Regions from separate parts of the Homo sapiens genome. Here all the other regions are linked to region 2. The links are chromatin contacts, found by Hi-C or POLR2A ChIA-PET in ENCODE. All regions are on one chromosome and are shown on one strand. The core of a region is the stretch at or near the end of the contact, and the rest is flanking DNA. Distances in the headings are between cores, read along the strand shown. Region 1 overlaps CASC20 (cancer susceptibility 20). Region 2 holds the start of CASC20 (cancer susceptibility 20). Region 3 overlaps CASC20 (cancer susceptibility 20).

Region 1 (3,482 bases), core at 74-2,573, 66 kb after region 2:
AAAATGTACTGTGTATTGTTTAACTATGCCAGGAAAGACATTCTTGCTTATCTATGAAAAGAGTTCATGTGGAAGAATATAATGAAAAGAGTTAGGCTAGGCATGGTGGCTCATGCTTGTAATCCCAGTGCTTTGGGAGGCTGAGGCTGGAGGATCGCTTGAGACCAGAAATTTGAGACCAGCATGGGCAACCTAATGAGACCCCATCACTACAAACAAATGAAAAAATATATATTAGCAAGCACTGTGGCACATGCCTGTGATCCTAGCTACTTGGGAAGATGAGGTGGGAGGATGACTTGAGCTCAGGAGTTTGGGACTGCAGTGAGGTCTGATAGCACCACTACACTCCAGCCTGGGTTAAAAGAGTAAGACACTGTCTTAAGAAAAAAAAAGAAAGAAAAGAAAAGAGAGGGGAGGGGAGGGACCTATGGAGGCTTTTCTCCCTAAATCTCATTAGTCTGAATAAAAAAGTTGGCCATATTCTCATTTCATGTGTTGTTTACTTTTATCTCCATGCAGTTTGGCTCATTTGGTATTTTAAACACAATAACAACTCTTAAAAGTAACAATAACCATCTCCTCTATATTGTCTAGAGGGCTGGATCAATGGGAGTATCAAAATAAACTGAACATTAACCAGCAAACCCTTTTTGTTTTAACCCTAGCTGTTAAGCATTTCTCCAAAGCATTAATCTAGAGAGTTTCATTGAGGATTTTGTGATGTCTCAAGGTCACCTTTTGAAGACAATAAAAATCCTCATGTAACTCTAGGACTCAAGTTGTAGCTGAAGAAAATGTCTGTGTAACTTCTGGAGAAGACTATGTTCTCCCAATTTAGATGAAAGTACAGCATGAAATACAATTTGATAAAGACTTAATGATTAAAGAGTCCAATAAATTGAGGTTTCACTGTCTATGGTTCTAAACCGAAAGCTAAACATTCAGTGTCTGGACAAAGGAGACAGTGGCTTTTATCACAGGCATATTATTCTGCCACCGAGGCTGTCCTTGCATCTGTTGGCACAACACCACAGAAAGTAAAACAGGCTCCCGGAATGGAGTTATTTCCATCCCCTCCCACATAGTATTCCCTCTGGAGCAAGCAATTTGTCTATACTCAACTTTTCCCTGTTGATTCTCTGAATCAGACAGACTTTCCCCAAACCCCTAGAGCTATTAGCCTTGTTAATCTTTGCCCTTCACAAATGAATCTTTTGTGCTGCCTGTGACTGGACTTGGATTGCTGTCTTTCCTTTCCTTTCATTCTTTTTAATTTTTTTTTCTCAAATGAACAATAAGAGCAAACAGCTCAGGATGAAGGAGGGTGGTGAGGAACGATGAACTCTGGTTGGTCAATCTTGATGACACAGTTTATGGGTTTGGAGGATTCCGTTGTCAAGGGACACAGGGCAGGGTTACCTCGTAAGGAAATAATGTGGTCATGTGATGAAGAGCTAAGGCTGAGAGAAACTGCAAGGTTTCTGCTGCTGAACAATGACAAAGTTCACTGGTGTTCTCAGGTGCAAGGGAGAGAATAGGCCCTCATTGTAAGGCAGCATCAGCCCTGCCTTTGTTTCTGTTTCCCTTACTGCGGCATTAACGCTATCTTGTCAGTTTGTAGGCAAGTTGACATGGTATATAACACTGATGGATATTGAGACAGTGCATCAGAATGGCTTGTCTTTGTTGATATGTGTCTTTGTACACTCCTAGACTAGGTCTATAAGTAACTGAAAGCTTTACCATACACAAAGTCTCATGAGGAAGCTTAACCCTTCGTCAACTAGTTCTATCTATTTGTCTTAATATCATGGTATGGTGAAACCTAATAAGGCTTGACAAATTAAACTTGGCAAGCTATGAACACTGGCCTTTTAAATATTTGTTTTTTTCCCTAATTCTAGGTGAAATTTTCTTTTCTGTTTTTTTAAAGGTGTTATTAATATACCTAGTGCACCTATTTATAGTCTATAGCTTGATGAATTTTTATAATACATGCACCCATGTAACCATCATCCAGATTAAGATATGGACCATTTCTAGCAGCTGAAAGACTCCCTGCTGCCCCTTCTCTGTCAATACCTACCCCCAAGAAACACTATTTTAATTTCTATTCCCACTGATAAATTTTGCCTGTTCTTGAAATTCACATAAATGGAATAATACAGAATTTATTCCTTTGGGTCTGGCTTCTTTCACTCAAAGTTATGTCTATGAGATCCATCCATGTTGTTCCATTCTTTTTCATGGTTGTGTAATATTTTGTCGTGTGACTATACTACAGTTTATCCATTCTACTGTTGACGAGCATCAGATTGTTTCCAGTTTGCATCCCCAGTGAAAATTTTTATACAAGTCTTTTGTGTATATATACTATCATTTCTGGTGAATATGCCCAAGACTTTCAGAAGCATATATGCTGTATGGTGGGCAGATATGTTTAGCTTTAGTAGATACTGCTTAACAGTTTGATAGTATTTTTAAAAAGTTGTTAATGTAAATTTAATCCAGATATAAGAAGTAATAGATTTAAAACGTTTAGATTACATACATTATTTGACTAGAAGTAAACACCTCATTGGGTTATTTATTTTCCAGCAATCTCAGAAATAATGGTTAGCAAAATTAGATGATGATTGAATGCCCTTCTTCATAAATAGTTGTCCACTTGATTGAAAGAATGATAACCAGAAAGGAGATAAAAGTTGTTTATGAATCAAAATCAGCAGCACATTTTTCAGCTTAGCTATCTTAATGAATTTTAAGCTGTGGGTAAAGTTATGAGATATTACTACTTCCTGAAACTGCAAGTGGAAACCCTTCTAAGGTTCAAACAACTCTACATCTTTCAAGGTAAATAAAATGAAAGCAGGGCAGATTTATTTGGGGTGAGTGAGACTTTGGAAACATAAACTTTTTTTTTTCCAGCTTGGAAACAATTATGTTTCTGCGAAACTCACAGACCCTGCTTCCAAATAGGAACACAAAACTTGATACTGGATTACCAATATCAAAGAAAGGGGAAAGGTGCTGCTTTTCCATTTTGGGATACAATTTCATGTTCATTGTCCTATGGAATAAATCTTAACTTCTCTTATAAATGAAACATTCAGTTTCACCAGGGTGAGCTTCTACAAATCCATGAAGTCAATACAATATTGACTATCGGCTCAATGTGAAAGCCTCGACTGTTTATCTCTTTTTATGTTAGAGACTATGGGAAATACAGAAGGAGTAAGGATGGATTCTGCCTTGAGGAGTTCTAAGTTTAGCCTGGAGGAAGAAAGAAACTCATGAAATTGTTATGGAGTTGGGCTCAACTGTTCCGTGCTGATGACAGGGAAAGGGGAGATCAACATGGGCTGGAGGAGTCAAGTAGGCTTGTGGAAGAGGTCAGGGTTAAGGTTAAATTAAGTTTAGCCTAAAGTTACCTCCTTACATATTTTAAGTTTGGGTTAAAGTTTCCTGTGTATATAGTG
Region 2 (3,498 bases), core at 627-3,126:
GAGGTCAGGAGTTCGAGACCAGCCTGGCCAACAGGGCGAAACCCTCTCTCTAATAAAAATACAAAAATTAGCTGGGCGTGGTGGCACGTGCCTGTAGTCCCAGCTACATGGAAGGCTGAGGCAGGAGGATCACTTGAACCCAGGAGGCAGAGGTTGCAGTGAGATCACGCACCACTACACTCCAGCCTGGGTGACAGAGCAAGACTCTGTCTCAAAAAAAAAAAAAAAAAGAGAGAAAAGACAAGAAAGATTTTGGACAACCTCTAAACTTGTCTAGGTCTTCATGATCTGGTGTCAGGGTTCTATTTGACATAGAATTCCTGAAAAGCTTGGCACACACATATTAAAATGTTAGAACATATTTGAATATCAAATTTAAATAATTGTTGCTTATTTATTACTTGGGGTTATTCAAATTTTGTTTTTTTTTTAAATATAAATGCTTGAGAATTGACAGTAGTGTTTTTTCTCCAAAGGACTTAAGAATGAAAAGTTTAGAAGTATGTCAACATTGTGACAGAAGGCATTAATTGATGCCCAAGCATGACCCTAACATGATTTCATATGTTTTGATGTCATCTCTTTCTTTAAGCTGCACAGTATGTTAAAGTAAAAGCTTCTGTTTGAATTGAGTGAACACAGAGCTTCAGTTTTTCTTTTTTACCATATATGTATAGTTGAATACTGATATAGTCTCTCATTCATTTTTGTACTGTTTCTCAATATCTGATTGCCAAAAGAAAGAGATTTCTTATAAAATAGGCTTCAGACCACAGGGCTTGGATTTTAAGATTACATTTTTTTAAATGAGGAGAGAGTGGTAGTTCTGTGAATAAAGTAGCAAGAATAAAAAGGAAGAGACCAAAGATGACATTTTGAAGGAAGTAATTGCCTTGGCATGGCGGTTTTGAGCCCACATTGTTAAGTGGTTTCTGGCATGATATGTGATTTTCCTATGTGATATCCTGAATGTTTACCAGAAAAATTAAAGACACATGCTAAGAAGTCAAGGCAAACCTGTGAGAATGAAGCAGACTTTTTCATTTGCTCATTCATTAAATGTGGATTTATGTGCACACACAGGCACTCATATATGTATACATAATACGTACACTTATAATGTGTATATATACTCCTTAAATATATGTATGTACACATGTGTATATATCTATGTGTGTATATATATACACACACACACACCCCTCTTTCTCTCTCTCCTCTCTTTTCCTCTCCCCCCTCCCTTCCTCTCTCCCCTCTTTTTTCTCCACCGCCATCTCCAGTCTTTCCCCCTTCTCTCTCTCTCCTCTTTCCTCCCTTTCTCCCTCTCTCCCTGACTCGCTCCCTTCCTCCTCCTCTCCCACTCCCTTCTTTTTCTCTCTGCCTCTTCTTCCACTTTTCCTCTCCCCTTCTCTTTCTTCTTCTCTCTCTTGTCTCCCTTTCTCTTTCCCTCTGTCTCTCTCTCCCCATCCTCCCTCTCTCTCCCTCCCCTTCTCCCTCTCTCTCTTTCTCTCTGTCTCTGTAGTATTATGTTGTCCTAAATTCTGTGAGGTGCTAAAGGAAGTAATACAACATATCTACTCTTAAGAGCTTATTTTATGTCAGGAAAGAAAAGGGTATGTTAACATATTGCTATGTAAGCAAAAAAAACCCATTTATTATAATACTAATATTTATGATGATGATAATATAAGGGATGACAGGAAGAGTATATGATTCAGACCCAAAAGAACAATATAAATAAGCACATTTTCAAAAGTTATTAAAAAGAAGAGGCAATGAGAGTTAGAGACATTTGAGGAAGTTGTAGAGGAAGAAAAGGAACAATCAGTGGGGGAAGTGGTGAGACCAAATGTGCTGAGGCTGAAATGGCCTTGGTGTGCTTGGGAGACAGTGAGTACGTGAATCTGCCTGCAGAAGTTGGGAGTGGGGGGAATATTATTAGGATTATTAGGAAGGTAAGCTGAGAACATAATGTCAAGAGTCTTAAATGCTGGCTAATAAGTATCTTAGAAAGTTACTTGAGCAGGAAAGTGATGCAATAAGGTCCTATTTAATTGACAGCTGATTATAGAATGGACTGGCAGGGGAGTGTCTAGAAGTAATATCAATTGTAAATCATCCAAACAAGAGCTTAAAAGAGCCTGGCCTGTAGGTGTCATGGCATATATGAAAAAAAAGAGACACACAGAGAGAAGTAAGGAGACAATAGTTGACAGTTCTGAGTTAAGGCCAAGTTGGTGCAAAAGTAATCGTGGTTTTGGACTGTGAATTTTAAATCACTATAACCAGACTCAAACACATCTTTATTAATCAAAATAGGAACCATTACAATCAACATATTTTTGCCAATGATAAATACGTTTGTTTATTCCTATAGCATAAAAATCTGTGCTTTGGGATTTGATGAACACTTGGAAAGCATTTTCTGCATTTTGCTGGTTGTGGACGCGTTTTCCCTGCAAAAAGTTGCTGAGATGCTTGAAGAACTGGTAGTTGGTTGGCAAAAGGTCAGGTGAATATGGTGGATGAGGCAAAACTTTGTAGCCCAATTCGTTCAACTTTTGAAGCATTTGTTGTGCAATGTGCAGTCGGGCATTGTTGTGAAGAACTGAGCCCTTCCTGTTGATCAATGCCAGCTGCAGGCCTTGCAGTTTTCGTTGCATCTCATTAATTTGCTGAGCATAACTTCTCAGATGTAGTGGTTTCACCAGGATTCAGAAAGCTGTAGTGGGTCAGACTGGCAGCAGACCATCAAATAGTGGCCATGACCTTTTTTTAGTGTGAGTTTGGCTTTGGGAAGTGCTTTGGAGCTTCTTCTAGATCCAACCACTGAGCTGGTTGTTGCGGGTCGTCCTATAAAATCCACTTTTCATCACATGTTACAATTCCTACTAAGAAATGGCTAATGAGGCCAGGTGCGGTGGCTCACGCCTGTAATCCCAGCACTTTGGGAGGCCAAGGCGGGTGGATCACCTGAGGTCAGGAGTTCGAGACCAGCCTGGCCAACATGGTGAAACCCTGTCTCTACTAAAAATATGAAAATTAGCCGGGCGTGGTGGTGGGCACCTGTAATCCCAGCTAATCGGGAGGCTGAGGCAGGAGAATTTCTTGAACCAAAGAAGCAGAGTTTGCAGTGAGCCGAGAGCATGCCACTGCACTCCAGCCTGGGCAACAGAGCGAGACTCTCTCTCAAAAAAAAAAAAAAAAAAAAAGAAATGGTTCATTGTTGTTGCATAGAGTGAGAGAAGATGACACTTCAAAATGACTTTTTTTTATTTTTTATTTTCGCTTAGCTCATGAGGCACCCACTTATCAAGCTTTTTCACCTTTCCAATTTGCTTCAAATGCCGAATGACCACGGAATGGGTGATGTTGAGTTCTTCGGCAGCTTCTCATGTAGTTGTAAAAGGATCAGCTTTGATTGTTGCTCTCAATTGGTCCTTGTTAACTTCTGATGGCTGGCCACTATGCTCCTCATCCTCAAGGCTCTCTTCTTTG
Region 3 (3,319 bases), core at 741-3,240, 93 kb after region 2:
AATTTTCACTATTTTAAGGGTCTGCTATTGAAACAGCTTCTGTCCATTCACGTTAGAATGCAAGGTTCACATTTAATAGTCTTAAGGGAGAGCGCCTGGCGCTTACTGAATTACCCAGTAGAACCATTCTGGGTACTTGGTGTCCTGGAGTCACCAAACTGCCTTCTTGGAAAACAGCCAACCATACCCCAAATAATAGAGGAGCCAGATTCCAGGGCTAATAGTAATAAATGTTTAAAAGAATGAAACACATTATATTTAAGGGGAAAACTACCCTTTGGGTTTTTTCCCTGGAAACTTTAGAAGTAATGACTAAATTGAAGCAACAATCTTACAAACAAACAAGTACACCTCTGGAGATGTCATTTTAATCACAGCATACTGAAGAGAGCCTGTAGACATTAGCCAAACACATTATTTCTTCTTATTATAGCAGGCTCGTTTCTCCCATTTAATAGCAGTAGCTCACACATAGCTCTAAAACCTGGAGTTTGTTTTATTGAGGAATGTTTGGACCTAAACAGTTGCTTCATTATTTTCTTAAATTCCCAGCAGGTGATCTTCAAAAGACACGCGAACTCGATTAAAATCAAATAGCAGGCAAAGCTAAAACATTCATATTCCCCTGTAAGTATCTTCTGGTCTTTCTTCAGTCTCTGGCTGTTCATTTATTGCAGCTTCCCTATGATTTTTCCCTTTGTCTTACACATTCTGGCTGGCTTCATTTCTAAGCTTTCTTAATTCAATCCACCAAATATCTGGCATACTAACATTTCAGGTGACAGAGGAAGCCAAATATAAGCTGGTTATAGAATTCAAGATTCTCAAGATTCTTCCTCCTACCTCTATCTGTGCTGTGAAAAGAAGAATTAGCCCGTAAATCCCAGACATACTGATACTTGGATAGTTAGCCCATGAAGAATGTCATTTACTCAGCCTCTTGTATGATCCTTCTTTGGGGATAACTTTTATAATGCTATGGAAAGGCTCTGGCTATACTTGTTACAGTCCTCACACATCCATCAAGAGATGAGAGGTAGAGTGAGGGGAACATGCGCAGAAAGGAGGAGACATCGCTGGGAATTACAGATATTTCCAACACGATCAATTAATCAGATGGCTTTTTCAGATAATTGCTCACAAATCTTTATACTACGAGGAAGGATTTCTGGGCTCCATTCATATCACTGTGAGTGGCAGTTGGAAAAGGAGCATCCAGAGCTAACTGAATTTAGCTAGAAGACAGATCTTACTGGTATTATGGAGGGACTTAACTCCTTGGAAGAATCTTAACAATGTCTTAGGGTTTGTTAATTTAATTTTAGTTGACTTAATTTTCTACTAAGAGTATAGTGTTCTGTTTTCAGCAATAGTAAGAAAGAATGTCTTGTGGAAGCAATTTCATGGTTGCCTTTCATGTAAATTTTAGAAGCCTAAAAGCACAGGCGATCAATCTCTAGTCTACTTGGTATCCCATCATAAAGCTGCTCTCCAAACATTAGTTGCTTCTTGGTCTCCTGACTGAACTCTTGGCATTATCAATAAAGTAATATTTTTAAATTACTTATTTTTGTGACCTATAGTATCTCTTGGGATAATAAACTTGATATGCTTATTAACCAAGGAGAATTTTTCTCTATTACTCCTAGATTTAACTTTTTAAAATGTTGATGGTAAAGTCTGTATTCTTGTTAGCCACACACTTTAAGATTTTAGACTCTTTGCTATATTCTTTTATTCTTTTACTTTGTCTTTTCAAACCGAAGAGTTCTGTTTCTTAGTCTGTTCTCATAAAGAAGCCCCTTGTTCAGTTTAATAGCTCTTCTCTGGTTGTCTCCATTCCAGTTCTTGGTTTTCTTGAGCTATAATGACCAAATGATACACATGGCTCCAGGTGTGGGTAAACCATGTTTCCATAGAGGGGGTGGATAAAGTTTTCTGCTCCGTTTCCAATAGTCTTTTTCATGCTGTTTAGGATTCTGTAGCCTTCTCAGCCACAAGAGCACATTGTGCTTATTTCTTCAAGTCTGCAGTATGACTCTTTTCTGAGTCATAATTGTTCAGATTATTTTGAGAGTAAGGTACACTACTATCCTTTGTTTATCTAACCTCTGTTGCTACTGAAACATTTGGTAATAACCAGGGATCTTTGAAATAGTGTAGGAAAACCTCAATCTATTGATCCCAGATTTATTTTCTCCTGGACAATGTTCTTATTTTAATTGAATCATTTTTTCCATTACAAGAATTTGGTTTTCTAAAGGAGTGAGGTTTCATGGTGGGAAACACTTTATAGATGGCGTAGATATCATATTTTTTTCAAAGTTAGTATACTGAGTGTACTTTTACCACATCAGTATTTTGTTCTTCATAACATTATATGTATAATGTCTCCATTAAACATGTAATATATAAACACTGTGCGTTCAGTGTTCCAGTGAAGAGGACAGAAACGGAAAGCAGAAAACATGAGGTTTGATTCAGATGGAGTCTGATCAGGGCAATTTAAGCTCTCTCTGTCTCAAAACCTCAGCATTACCATTCATAAGTCAAAGATGGTAACCCTTGGACTGACATTGTAAAATTAATAGCATGATCCTTCTGGGGGTATTTGGAGATTTTTGAGAAGAAGGGACTATTTAGGTTTAATTGATGATAGTATTAAAACAATGAGTCGAAAAAAGTTTACATATTACTTATGGCAGTATCACATACTGATTAACAGAAAGACTCCCTGGACTCAGACTTAAGTAAGAATCTGAGCTCACCTCATATTGCCTCAGTGACTTTGGGGGAGTTTGTTGAACTTTCTCTCAACCCCAAGTTTACTGGGGGAAGAATGACAATGAAAAATTGTATATATGTAAGGTGTACAATGTTATGTTTCGATGTATTCACACATTGTAAAATGTGTCTAGTCCCAAGTAGAGGAACCCACACCAGATTAATGGTAAAGTCTGTAGTAATGTAGAACCTTACTAAAGTCAAAGACAAAGAGAAAATTCTACAACAGCAGGAGGAAAGTGTGTAAAATGATTATCACAATCAAGCTAACATATCCATCGGCTCACTTAGTTACTATTTTCTTTTTTGTGGTAAGAACACTTGAGATCTACTCTCTCAGCAAATTTCAGGCATATGATATATTTGTTATTAACTACAGTCACCATTCTGTAGATTGGGTCTCCAGAAATCCAGAACTTATTCATGTTATAACTGAAGGTTTGTACCCTTTGACTAACATCTCCCTTTTCTCCCCATCCCCAGTCTCCTGCTAAACACTGTTCTACTCTCTGTTACTTTGAGTTTGATTTTTTTA

What was found. A loop is a pair of places that touch in the nucleus more often than their neighbours do. ChIA-PET counts read pairs that join two places held with the same protein, here RNA polymerase II (POLR2A).
Region 1: a map of HepG2 shows a loop between it and region 2 (2.7-fold over the local background). The contact joins the enhancer-like site here to the promoter of CASC20 in region 2. A Hi-C loop is called at or near these places in 1 of 168 maps with a recorded cell type or tissue (HepG2). POLR2A ChIA-PET finds 5 or more read pairs at or near these places in 1 of 52 experiments (activated T-cell).
Region 3: a loop to region 2 is called in a map of astrocyte of the cerebellum, with 4 times the contacts of the local background. The contact joins the enhancer-like site here to the promoter of CASC20 in region 2. A Hi-C loop is called at or near these places in 1 of 168 maps with a recorded cell type or tissue (astrocyte of the cerebellum). POLR2A ChIA-PET finds 5 or more read pairs at or near these places in 1 of 52 experiments (naive thymus-derived CD4-positive, alpha-beta T cell).

Annotation. Positions count from the first base shown.
Region 1 is chr20:6,491,353-6,494,834 of GRCh38, forward strand. All of the region lies in intron 3 of CASC20 (cancer susceptibility 20), which reads left to right. Among named protein-coding and RNA genes, the nearest start is that of CASC20, 66 kb to the left of the region's middle. Within about 2 kb of position 1,324, at least 2 of the 41 ENCODE cell types and tissues checked have a DNase peak (open chromatin) inside an H3K27ac peak, as active enhancers do.
Region 2 is chr20:6,424,856-6,428,353 of GRCh38, forward strand. It overlaps CASC20 (cancer susceptibility 20), which reads left to right and starts at 1,877. Exons shown (of 4, transcript NR_109953.1): 1 at 1,877-1,955.
Region 3 is chr20:6,517,706-6,521,024 of GRCh38, forward strand. All of the region lies in intron 3 of CASC20 (cancer susceptibility 20), which reads left to right. Among named protein-coding and RNA genes, the nearest start is that of CASC20, 93 kb to the left of the region's middle. RefSeq lists a silencer at 1,877-2,171. Within about 2 kb of position 1,991, at least 3 of the 41 ENCODE cell types and tissues checked have a DNase peak (open chromatin) inside an H3K27ac peak, as active enhancers do.